2 separate regions of the Homo sapiens genome follow, and region 2 is linked to region 1. Evidence: chromatin contacts called from ENCODE Hi-C data. All regions are on one chromosome and are shown on one strand. The core of a region is the stretch at or near the end of the contact, and the rest is flanking DNA. Distances in the headings are between cores, read along the strand shown.

Region 1 (4,922 bases), core at 1,012-3,511:
GGGACATGGTGAACATGACAATAATAATGATATTGTGCTACTTTCTACAATTTTTCCCCAGGAGTTCAGAGTACCATCCCCACATTGTCTTGGCTTTTATCCTCTAATCTGGTTGGTAGGATGTGGGGTAGATATTCTTTTACTAAACTTCTAGACAGAACCAATACAGAAAACAATCCTGAAGGTTTTGCCTGGGAAGCAAGTTAAGAATTGAAGCCAGGTTACAAGTGTTTCCTCGCCAGTCTTGTTGGTTGGCATCATTTAAGCACTGACGGGTATTTGGTGTTGTACTAAGAGTTATAAATAACAGAGACACTGCCTCAGTCTCTTAGACAACAAAGATGTTGGTGGGGAAAAAAAAGCACCTGATTAACATTGAACAAATGCACACATTAGCAAAATCCTGAGGCATCGCTAAGTATTACCATTATGCCTTAGCACCTCCTGCTCCTTAAAGAACACCAACAATAGACCAATACTGTATTTTGTGAGATTGAAAGTGAAGGTGAAGACACACCTTTATCTTTCCTTACCACTAAGAGAGAAAACATGTTGCCAATTAAATTTTGATACATTGCTTTCTTAACTTGATTATAAGACATATCTTCATTTTAGAGATGTTAAAATATGTGGGAGGGGAATAATGTGTTTTGAAATCATTTAAATACAGTGTATTGAATGACAGATGTGTTGGTTTTAGCACACCCCCTAAAAGACACACCAGACATAGAGAAATCTCAGGAAAATGTGTAGCCAATCTGATAACAAATTTTGATGGTCTTCTCTATAAGGAAAAACAAAGAATCTTCAGAAAAACAGAGGCTCGAGGAAGGATATAAAAGAAGCCTGCTAAGTCAAGCAGTGTACAGGTAGAGGGCACACGACAGAGGGACTTACTCACTAAATCCTGGAAACTCAGAATTACTGGGAGTTCCTATAAGCTTAGAGGAAGAAATTTCAGAAAACACAAAAGGATGTGTTATTTCACACAGCAGGCAGTCCACATAAGGAACTCATTACTCCAAGAGCTAGCGCAAACTTAAAAAAGATAATTTGGTTCAAAAAGGGTTTTAGATAAATTCATGGATGATAGAACCATAATGGAGTCCATCCTCTATACACTTAAATACTCTCATTAAGTTATCACTTCAGCTTTTTCCTTCTGTGCTAAATAATAGTGCTTCTTCTAGCTTTTCCTAATAGTCCTCATTTTCCAATCCTTCAATTTTATCTGTCCTCCTTTAAATCAGTCATCTGTGCCCCCCTTTTAATGAGCCCCTGAAAATATCATCATGGAAAATTTAGGTGTAATCTAATCCCAAGTCACAGTCAAAGTTTAAAGCTCACTGGGGGCAGAGACATTACCATTTTTATCTTTGAAGCTTCATAGCACCTTACACAGTGCCAGAGATACATTTCTGTTGAATTAATGAGTGAATCAATTAGTAAATATGTGCAACCTCAGCTGTCTTGAACTCTTATTGAGACCTAGGGTGCCTAGGTGTCTCCATGTGATATGCAGGTGTTTTATGTGTGTGATGGCAGGTTTGGGGAATGGGATTGGGCAGGAGGAATGCAAGTTTACATGAGGGATTTAGGTCTGTTGCCAAACCTCCTGAATATCCAAGTTTGGTTATAATCTCGGCTACAACTGATTTTAAGGGACCCTTATGGAATATGAGAGCTCACCCTGAGCCAGCTAACAGTCAGGTGCCTGTTCTTGTCACAGAACTTATGGTAAAAGAACAGATTAGGTAGATGGGTGGGAAGGTTAAGCAGGCAAGCAGAGTCCGTTTTGCTTTTTGTTTGGTTTTGGAAGGAGGGAAGAGGGATCTTTCTTCCCACAGGAAAAAGTTTCTTAAGAAATCTGTTCTTGGCATGATGTTCATGATTCTGCAGCTGCCCATGGGGCTCAGCAGACAGCCCTCTGCAGGTGAAGGAGAAGGAGTTTAATAAAGTTGTCACCACGGCTTCAGTATTTCTAGTTCAGAGAGAACCAGGAGCGGGTTCAAATTTAAATAGCCACAAGGAGATAGTGAGATTGGAATATTAGGAGTTGTCTGAGGTGGCAAGGGGTTAAAACACCCACAGGTAACAGACTTAGAAAATGAGCTTTACTTCCCTTTAGAGTAGAGGGTTTCCTCTTATTTATGGGCATAGAATACTGATGGAAATTCTCTCAATTACAAAGACTCATTTGCCAGAAGGTGGCTTTGGTGACCTGAACTAAAATTGTCCAGTAAGCCGGAACTGTACACCAGCAGCACCTGGGTGTGGCTGGGTAAAAGGCATGTCAGTGACATCATTTAGGACACACAAAAGAACAGTTAGTGCCTCTGTGAATGCAAGGATCATGTCCCTCCTTACTCAGCAGCCTAGATTCCTGCTGATGGAGAAATACTGGAAGAAAAGTAATTATTCATATATATATTTATAAACACATACATATATGTGTATTTATTTATTTATAGCAGTTTTGTAACATACTTTTGAGACAAGTTTTAAAACTTCAATTTGATAGCCAAACCTTCTTTATTAACATTTGACTCTTCCCCAATGACCTGAGTTAGCACTCATCATTGTGTTCTTTATATACTGTGTTTATGGAAATGACACCATGTGAGAATGAAATGCTGTAGGACCGGTAATCTCTGTCTTGTTACATGGGATTTATGGGACCAGCGGGGCAACCCTCATCACTGGCCTTGGGCCTGATGTCAACATTTTATACATTTTCCCTTCTTCCTTGTTAAGGAATTAAGAATTCATTTTGCCTTATATTATCTATTTATTTTCCTTCTGTAACATTTGTTAAATATTTTTTAAAATAGAAGAATACTACTTAAGTGCATCTTTTGTGATCTGGGCATGGGTCTGTGTGTGCACTTGTGTGTGCCTATGTACCTGTATCTCTATGTATGTCTGCATGTCTGTGTGTCTGTGTGGTTGGGACTACTTGGGACCATACAAGGAACAAATCCCATTTCCAGACAACAACAGCCAAAAAAAGAAAAAAGAAAAAAAATCATTTCCTCTAAACACCATCCTATCTAATGTGATCCTGAAGCAGGTTTGCATTCTTCAGGAAGCACAAAGGCAGTGACTACCTCCTGCTGTATACACTGCCCATATTTGGGAATTTCCTAAACGTTCTCATCTAATAAATACCATTTATCTTCACAGACATTTTGCCTTCCCTGTCACTCATAAAACATCCTCGTTGCTACCAGCTTCTGCCTCTCTCAAAGGGCAATGACAGATCACTCAGTGTTCCTGAGCTTCTAGGTAAAGGTTTGTTTTCTGTTAGGGTTGAAGGTGTTTCGGGCTCAGTCTAGTGGGCCAGGACTAGGAATTGTTTAAAACATGCATCTTTATAGAATATCCTTCAAATTTAGTGTAGAGAGAGGCAGAAGAGACAGAGGAATGCGGAGACCTGCCAGGATCTGCCGTCAAACTTCCTGCTTTGACAATCTTTGTAGAAACAAAAACAAACTTCCTGCTGTGGATAAGGTCGTGTTCTACTTTCTCAAAGAGCTTTCATATCTATTAATACATTAATATAAAATGGCATTTTCAGCCCACCGTTTCTGCTTCTGTATATTGTTACCTTCTTGATATAGAAGAAGGAACAGAAATGCAGAAAATTTGAATGGCTGGCCCAGAAGCAATAATGGAGAGCAATGGCAGAGTGTGGATTCAGTCCCAGCCAAACACAGCACTACAAAGTGATGGCTAGGAGGAAGGCATCCAAAGGCTAGCACCCTCGGATGCCACGGGTGCCTTTTGCTGACTTGCGCATTAGTGGGGGGTCTCTAAGCCTCAGTTACTTCATAAGGAAAATCACTAATGAGGGTAGTTTTTACCTCATGGGAGTAGATGAAATAATTGAATGAGATAATGAATGTTGAGCCTTAAGCAGAGTCCTAGGTCCATAGTGGATTTATCATAATAGTTGATGTTTTATGCTCATATTTTATATTTTATTATCAAAAAGGACCTTTGAAAGTTTCACATTGTCCCGGGCACAACATGGTTCATTTTGGTAAAATGTGTAGAATTTGCAGATTACCCAAGAGAAACTGAAAGGTAATTTTTTTCTATGATAAATAAGCTAAGTGTAAGGTTTTTATGAGCTAAAAATTTTTAATAAAAAGGAAACAGAAAAATCACCAAATCAATTGTTACTTAAGGCAATAAAAAATTAAAGAAATATCTTTAATTATATTCATAAGCTTGTAAATTCTAAAGGTTATTGGGGTCTCGCCTTCCTTGTATACCCTTACAAAATTAACTAATCCTGGTTGTGTTCTATATTCCAAACAGTGATAAACCAAGCATTTTTCTTTGCTTTCATGAAATCTTCTGCCACTCTATTGCATGAAACATTTTTACCTTAAAATTTGGTATAACCCACTTCAGGGGAGCCCTAAGGATCTTTCCAGGTAAATAAAGACCAAAATAATCTAGACTTAGATTAGGCAGCAGTTATCTTTTGCTATACAACCAACCACTCAAAACTTAGAGGCTTAAAAACATAACTATTTATTTAATGCATTATTCTGATAGGTAGTTCTTCTGGCTTGGGCTGGGGTGGGTTCAGTTAATCTCAGCTAGGGTTGCCACATTATACTCAAAATGGTGATCTATTAACCTGCCTCAACTCTTATAATGCCCAAGAGACACAAATTAAAATCTAGCTAAATGTTTTTGAATGAGTTAATGAATAAATAAATGAAGTTATTTGCACTTGGTTCTTTTTGAACATTTTGTGGCACAGGACTGTCTTCTAGAGAGTTGCAAAACAATTTATTTTTCCCAGCAACTTCCCAACTCTCCTCATCTTTGAAGTTGATCCAGTACAGTCTGCCCCTTAGTTAAACATATATCCAGACCTGCCTTCCCTGAGTGATATACCAAGTAAA
Region 2 (4,922 bases), core at 1,294-3,793, 500 kb after region 1:
TCCAGTCTCCAATCCCACCACCACCCGCCCAGAGAAGATCCTTCTTTGTGTAGTGTTGGGCCTCTGCTTATCGCATCTGGGCATGCATACATGGTCAAAGATGGCCGTGGGCTCCAATTTTATGGCATGTTCAAAGAAGATGAAATGTAGAGTCTAAGCTGCTCTACGATGGCTTTCTCTGAATAGTGAAGATAAAACAACTGCACAGAACCCTTTGAGAGGCTCACCTTGATGAGTTCCACTAATAGCACAGGGTGACTGCTCTCTCCCTGGCTCAAGACAGCTGCACCAATGGCTTCGCAGTAATGCAAAGCCTGGGACACGAGGCCATAATCTGCCAGACGGGAAGCATAAAGGAGCTTATACACCTGTGAAGAGAAAAGAGTCAGTGACTAGTCCATCCAGGCAGGGAGAGAAGGAGAAAGAAACATAGATAAGACTTCTTGGAAGTCAGCTGTCAGTTTCCGCTAACTCTGGCATCCAAATACCAAGAGGCTTGTGCCATTTGGAGCATTTTATCTATGCACGGGCACAACTCCAAATCCAGCCTGCAGTTCCTGCATTACAGAGAAAAGAACAGGAGTCCCATCCGCTCAAACTTCCTAGGTCCTGGTCACCATGCAAAGTGCACTGGAGTCCTTATTTATTGGGTAGCCCCACATATCCAGAGAGTCTGATGTAGAGGCATAGCACCAGGCACAAGACGGACATTAAAAGAAGCAAAAATAGCCCAGGTGTGCTGGCTCATGCCTTGGGAGGCCGACGCAGGTGGATCACTTGAGGTCAGGAGTTTGAGACCAGCCTGGCCAACATGACAAAACTCCGTCTCTACTAAAAATACAAAAATTAGCTGGGCATGGTGGCATGCACCTGTAGTCCCAGCTACTCGGAAGGCTGAGACAGGAGAATTGCTTGAACCCAGGAGGCGGAGGTTCCAGTGAGCCGAGATCATGCCACTGCCCTCTAGCCTGGGCAACAGAGTGAGACTCTGTCTCAAAAAAAAAAAGAAGCAAAATTAGACCCTAGTGCAAAGGGCGTCAAGCTAATGGAGAGTACTGAGAAAAACAAGTAAGCGCTCGTGAAAGCATGAGTGGCAGGGCAGGATCAAGTGTGAGGGCTTTGGTATCAGACAGACCCAAGTTCAAATAAAAGCTCCATGCGAGGTGTGAAACATTGGGCTAGTTACCTCATCTCTCTGTGCCTCGGTTTCCTCTCTACAACATGGGAATACTACTACTACCTACTCCCTTGGTTGTTATGGAGATTAAATGAGATAATTCAGGTAAAGTACTGAGAACAAACCGCATGCAAGAGATGAGGGCCGATAGCATGTTACCCTTCCGGGCCTCCGTTTTCTCTTTCGTAAAAGGAAGTTAATCATGCCTACCTCACAGGATTCGAAACAATACACAAGAAGAGTAATGCCACAATGCCAGGCACGCAGAAGCTAATCTCATTACTATCAGCCCCAAGCAGCACCAAAATAACTGACAGGTGGGATGAATAAAGAAAGGAAAGAAAAAGAGACCAAAGAGCCGGTCGAGGAACTGCAAAGAGGAGCTCATGGGGCAAGGTTTTGCTGGAAAAGGTGAGTCTTTGGCAAAGCCCTTAAAAAAGAGAAGATGCTATAGGACAAATGCCTAATGCATGCAGGGCTTAAAACCTAGATGACAGGTTGATAGGTGCAGCAAACCACCATGGCATATGTATACCTATGTAACAAACCTGCACATTCAGCACATGCATCCCAGAACTTAAAGAAAAAGAGAAGAAGCTAATTGGGCCATTTCTCTATGACACAGGATTTCACTTTCAAGGCTTTGTGTTGTGTGTGCATGTTGTTGTAATTGTTGTTGTTGCTGCTGCTGTGTGTACCCTCGACACCAAGCACTGAAGGAGAAACAAGGAATCGCTGGAAAATGTCTCTACCTAAAGAAGATAACTAAGGTAGGAAGATAAGATACCTGTGCATAAAAGTCAAGAAAACACAAGGCAGCGTGAGCTCAGTGTCAGTGGGGGGCCCTGGATTCGGCTGTGGGAGCCACACTGTGCCTGCCATGACGTCAACGCCGAAAGCAGTTGCTGTGTGCCAGGCGCTGTTCTCGAGCATTAAGGAAACTAACTCGATTTCATGCCAGCTCCATTACAAGGCACCACTCTCATCCCATTTTACAGCTGAGACCACTGAAGGCTGCCATCTCAGTCATACTCGTAGGTGTGGCCCAGGTAGTCTGCATGGAGGAAGGGATGGTGCTGGACGTCAGAGCTCACAGAGGATTTAGACGGAGGAGGACACGATGTCAGCACTGGTCTTTACGAATGTAAGGTGACAACAGCATCATGTAGAAACGTTGAGAAGAGGGCGGAAACCACAGTATGGACACCACCCACACAGCTGATGCTCTGAGTGGGACGAAGAAGGGTGAGGGCGGAGGTAGAGGACAGAGGATTTCAAAAGAGGCCGGAGAAGGAGTGCGGAGCAGAGGGAGGGTGAGCAGACACTGGGCTGGGCCTGCGCTCCCACTCCCTCCCACAGGACAGCTGCGGAGGCTCAGAAGAAAGGGAGAGCTGTCTGGAGAGATGGGGAGAAGGAGCTGACAGCAGGAGTGAGGCACAGGCCGGGGCGGCAGGCAGGACGTTCAAACATCAGCAGTGAGGCAGGAGCCTCCAGCAGAGAGGCCTCTGCAAGGTTTTGCCTTCATATTATAAAATACAGACCTTTAGGGGACATAAAAAGAAATCCTACACCCTCCCACGCTTAAGCTAATGAGGAAAAGTTCAGTAGATAACTTAGCCCCAGGTACTAAGTGCCAAAAAGCAAAGCTGCAAATACAGCTGCCTGCAGCTGCCTGACAGTGACGGTGGTGGCCTCATCTGGGCTCAGTTACCTGGAAAGAAGGGATGAAGGATTTGGGGCGGCCCAGCATCTGACAGTACTCGAAGATTTCCGTCCTCTGGATTGCCTCAGTTGTTGCAAATTTCAAAAACTCTTGACTAAAACCAGAGAATAACAATAAAAGAGATTGAGGTGTGGGGGACGCAGGAGTTAAATCCTAGTGGCTCTCCAAACACCAGCTGCAGCCTTTCATGGGGGAGTTTCCATCCTGGGCTGATGCCTGCGGCGGCTTCAAGAGAAGAAGGAGACTCTGGGCTCCCAGAGTGAGTGTTTCACTTCCTCTCCCTCTCCCTCCTTGAGGCTGAGGAAGGAACAAAACAGAACTCTGCACCAGAGGCACTGGGAGGCGGAGGCTGCAGAAAAGGGGGGTCACCTGCCTTCTTGCTGAAGGGTAACTCAAGGCAGGCTACCTCGAAGGACACTGGGCCCTACTCTTAGACACACAGAGAGCTGGCCCCCATGCCCATAAAGCCTGTCATGTACCTGTGAAGGGCACCCCTAGTTTGAGCAAACTCGCACAAAAGAGGGGAGCCATGTAACACTCCGGGAGCACTGAGACCAAAAGGCATGGCAGAGCAGGTGAGGACTGCTGAGCCAGAAATCAAACACGGGTCCATACATTGGATGTTCATTCCACCAGTGAGGATGGGGACTGAGTGAATGTGATCTGGTTGGGGCAGGTGGTGGGCACAAGAGTCTCATGTGACCCAAAATTTCTCCCATCAACAACTTGCTATGGTGTTTAAAAACCACAATCACCAGGTTATTCCTGGGGGTAGGACTTTATTTCCAAGAATTTCCTCATTCAACATAAACCAACGTAAACATAGGAGGGGAGACATATTAGCCCATACACACTTATTGTACATTTGGCACAGAAGGGATTCTTTGACAAGCTAGCCATGTGCTATCAGAGACCAGGAACCTGGAAGGAACAGGCAATGAGCTGGGTACACTGCCTCAGTGGTAGGCAGTGTGGTGCAACAGTTAAAAGGGCTTTGCAGGCTGACTGCCTGGATTCCGAATCCAACTCACCCACACCCTCACTGTACCATCTGAGACAAGTTATTTCATCTCCCTGTGCCTTGGTTTTCCTCCTCCATAAGTGACGATTAAAATCTTTGCTTCACTTCACTTCTTCATAGGGTAAATGTGTAATAATTAAAGGAAATAGTGCAAAGAAAATGCCTGGCACAACGTAAGAGCTTAGTGACTCTTAACACGTATGGGGAGGGGGATAGAGAGATACAGAACAGGGAGGGCCTCTAGGGAGCAAATCGTTCTGTCCATGCATTCATTCACTGAGAGCTGATTGAGGGCCTCCTGCAGGAAAAGCCTAATGCTATGGCCAACAGAGAATGTCACCAGTGGGACTCTAAGTAGCTTGTGCACCAAGTCATTGTAGGGATGCTAGGGCCCCAAAGAGGGACTAAACATAAACTTCTTCCATTTTCCAGTTTTGCCTGGGTAGGCTCTCAGAACAGGCCCAGGGCTGCCTAACACGGACCCACAAGCCTCCACATGTAAAATGTTGTTTTTTTAAAGGAACAAAGTTAGCTTGTGGAGCCAGGGTGCCACCCAGTGGCCAAAGGGCACAATACCACACAAAGGCATCAGCCCACCTCTTTGCAGAGGAGGACCTGTGGCCTGAGGCCCCCGCCAATGCTGTAATGTGGGGCCCACGGGGCATCTCCTTGCACAGACCTGCACAGATAACAATCCCAAATAAGGGAGCCGGCGGTAGCTGAAATTCACATGAGAAAATGAAAAATGGATCCATAAAACCCAACAAGGGCTAAAACAGTCCCTTGGAAAATGTCCTTACTGTTTCCTTTCTCCCAGGTCGCATACCTGTGGCTGCTGCCCAGCAAGACCAGATGGTCTGTCTTCACGGTGTAGTGGCCAAAGGGCACGTGAGCCATGAGATAGCAGAAGTGAGCTGCCTCCACAAGCCCCTTCCCAGCTGCGGGAGGAAGAGAACAAGACCCAATCACGGAGCACACCCGTATGGGGAGCCATCATCTGG

Evidence for each region. A loop is a pair of places that touch in the nucleus more often than their neighbours do. Pooled maps may share reads with other maps.
Region 2: a loop to region 1 is called in a map of A673, with 2.4 times the contacts of the local background. The contact joins two enhancer-like sites. A Hi-C loop is called at or near these places in 2 of 168 maps with a recorded cell type or tissue (A673 and gastrocnemius medialis), 5 of 37 single-sample maps with no recorded cell type and 2 of 50 pooled maps.

Annotation. Positions count from the first base shown.
Region 1 is chr1:177,442,915-177,447,836 of GRCh38, forward strand. No RefSeq gene overlaps it. Among named protein-coding and RNA genes, the nearest start is that of LINC01645, 94 kb to the left of the region's middle. Within about 2 kb of position 2,262, at least 2 of the 41 ENCODE cell types and tissues checked have a DNase peak (open chromatin) inside an H3K27ac peak, as active enhancers do.
Region 2 is chr1:177,941,673-177,946,594 of GRCh38, forward strand. It overlaps CRYZL2P-SEC16B (CRYZL2P-SEC16B readthrough), which reads right to left. Exons shown (of 32, transcript NM_001356506.2): 20 at 4,748-4,859; 21 at 2,889-2,994; 22 at 228-368. SEC16B (SEC16 homolog B, endoplasmic reticulum export factor) reads right to left here. Exons shown (of 26, transcript NM_033127.4): 14 at 4,748-4,859; 15 at 2,889-2,994; 16 at 228-368. Among named protein-coding and RNA genes, the nearest start is that of SEC16B, 26 kb to the right of the region's middle. Within about 2 kb of position 2,544, at least 4 of the 41 ENCODE cell types and tissues checked have a DNase peak (open chromatin) inside an H3K27ac peak, as active enhancers do.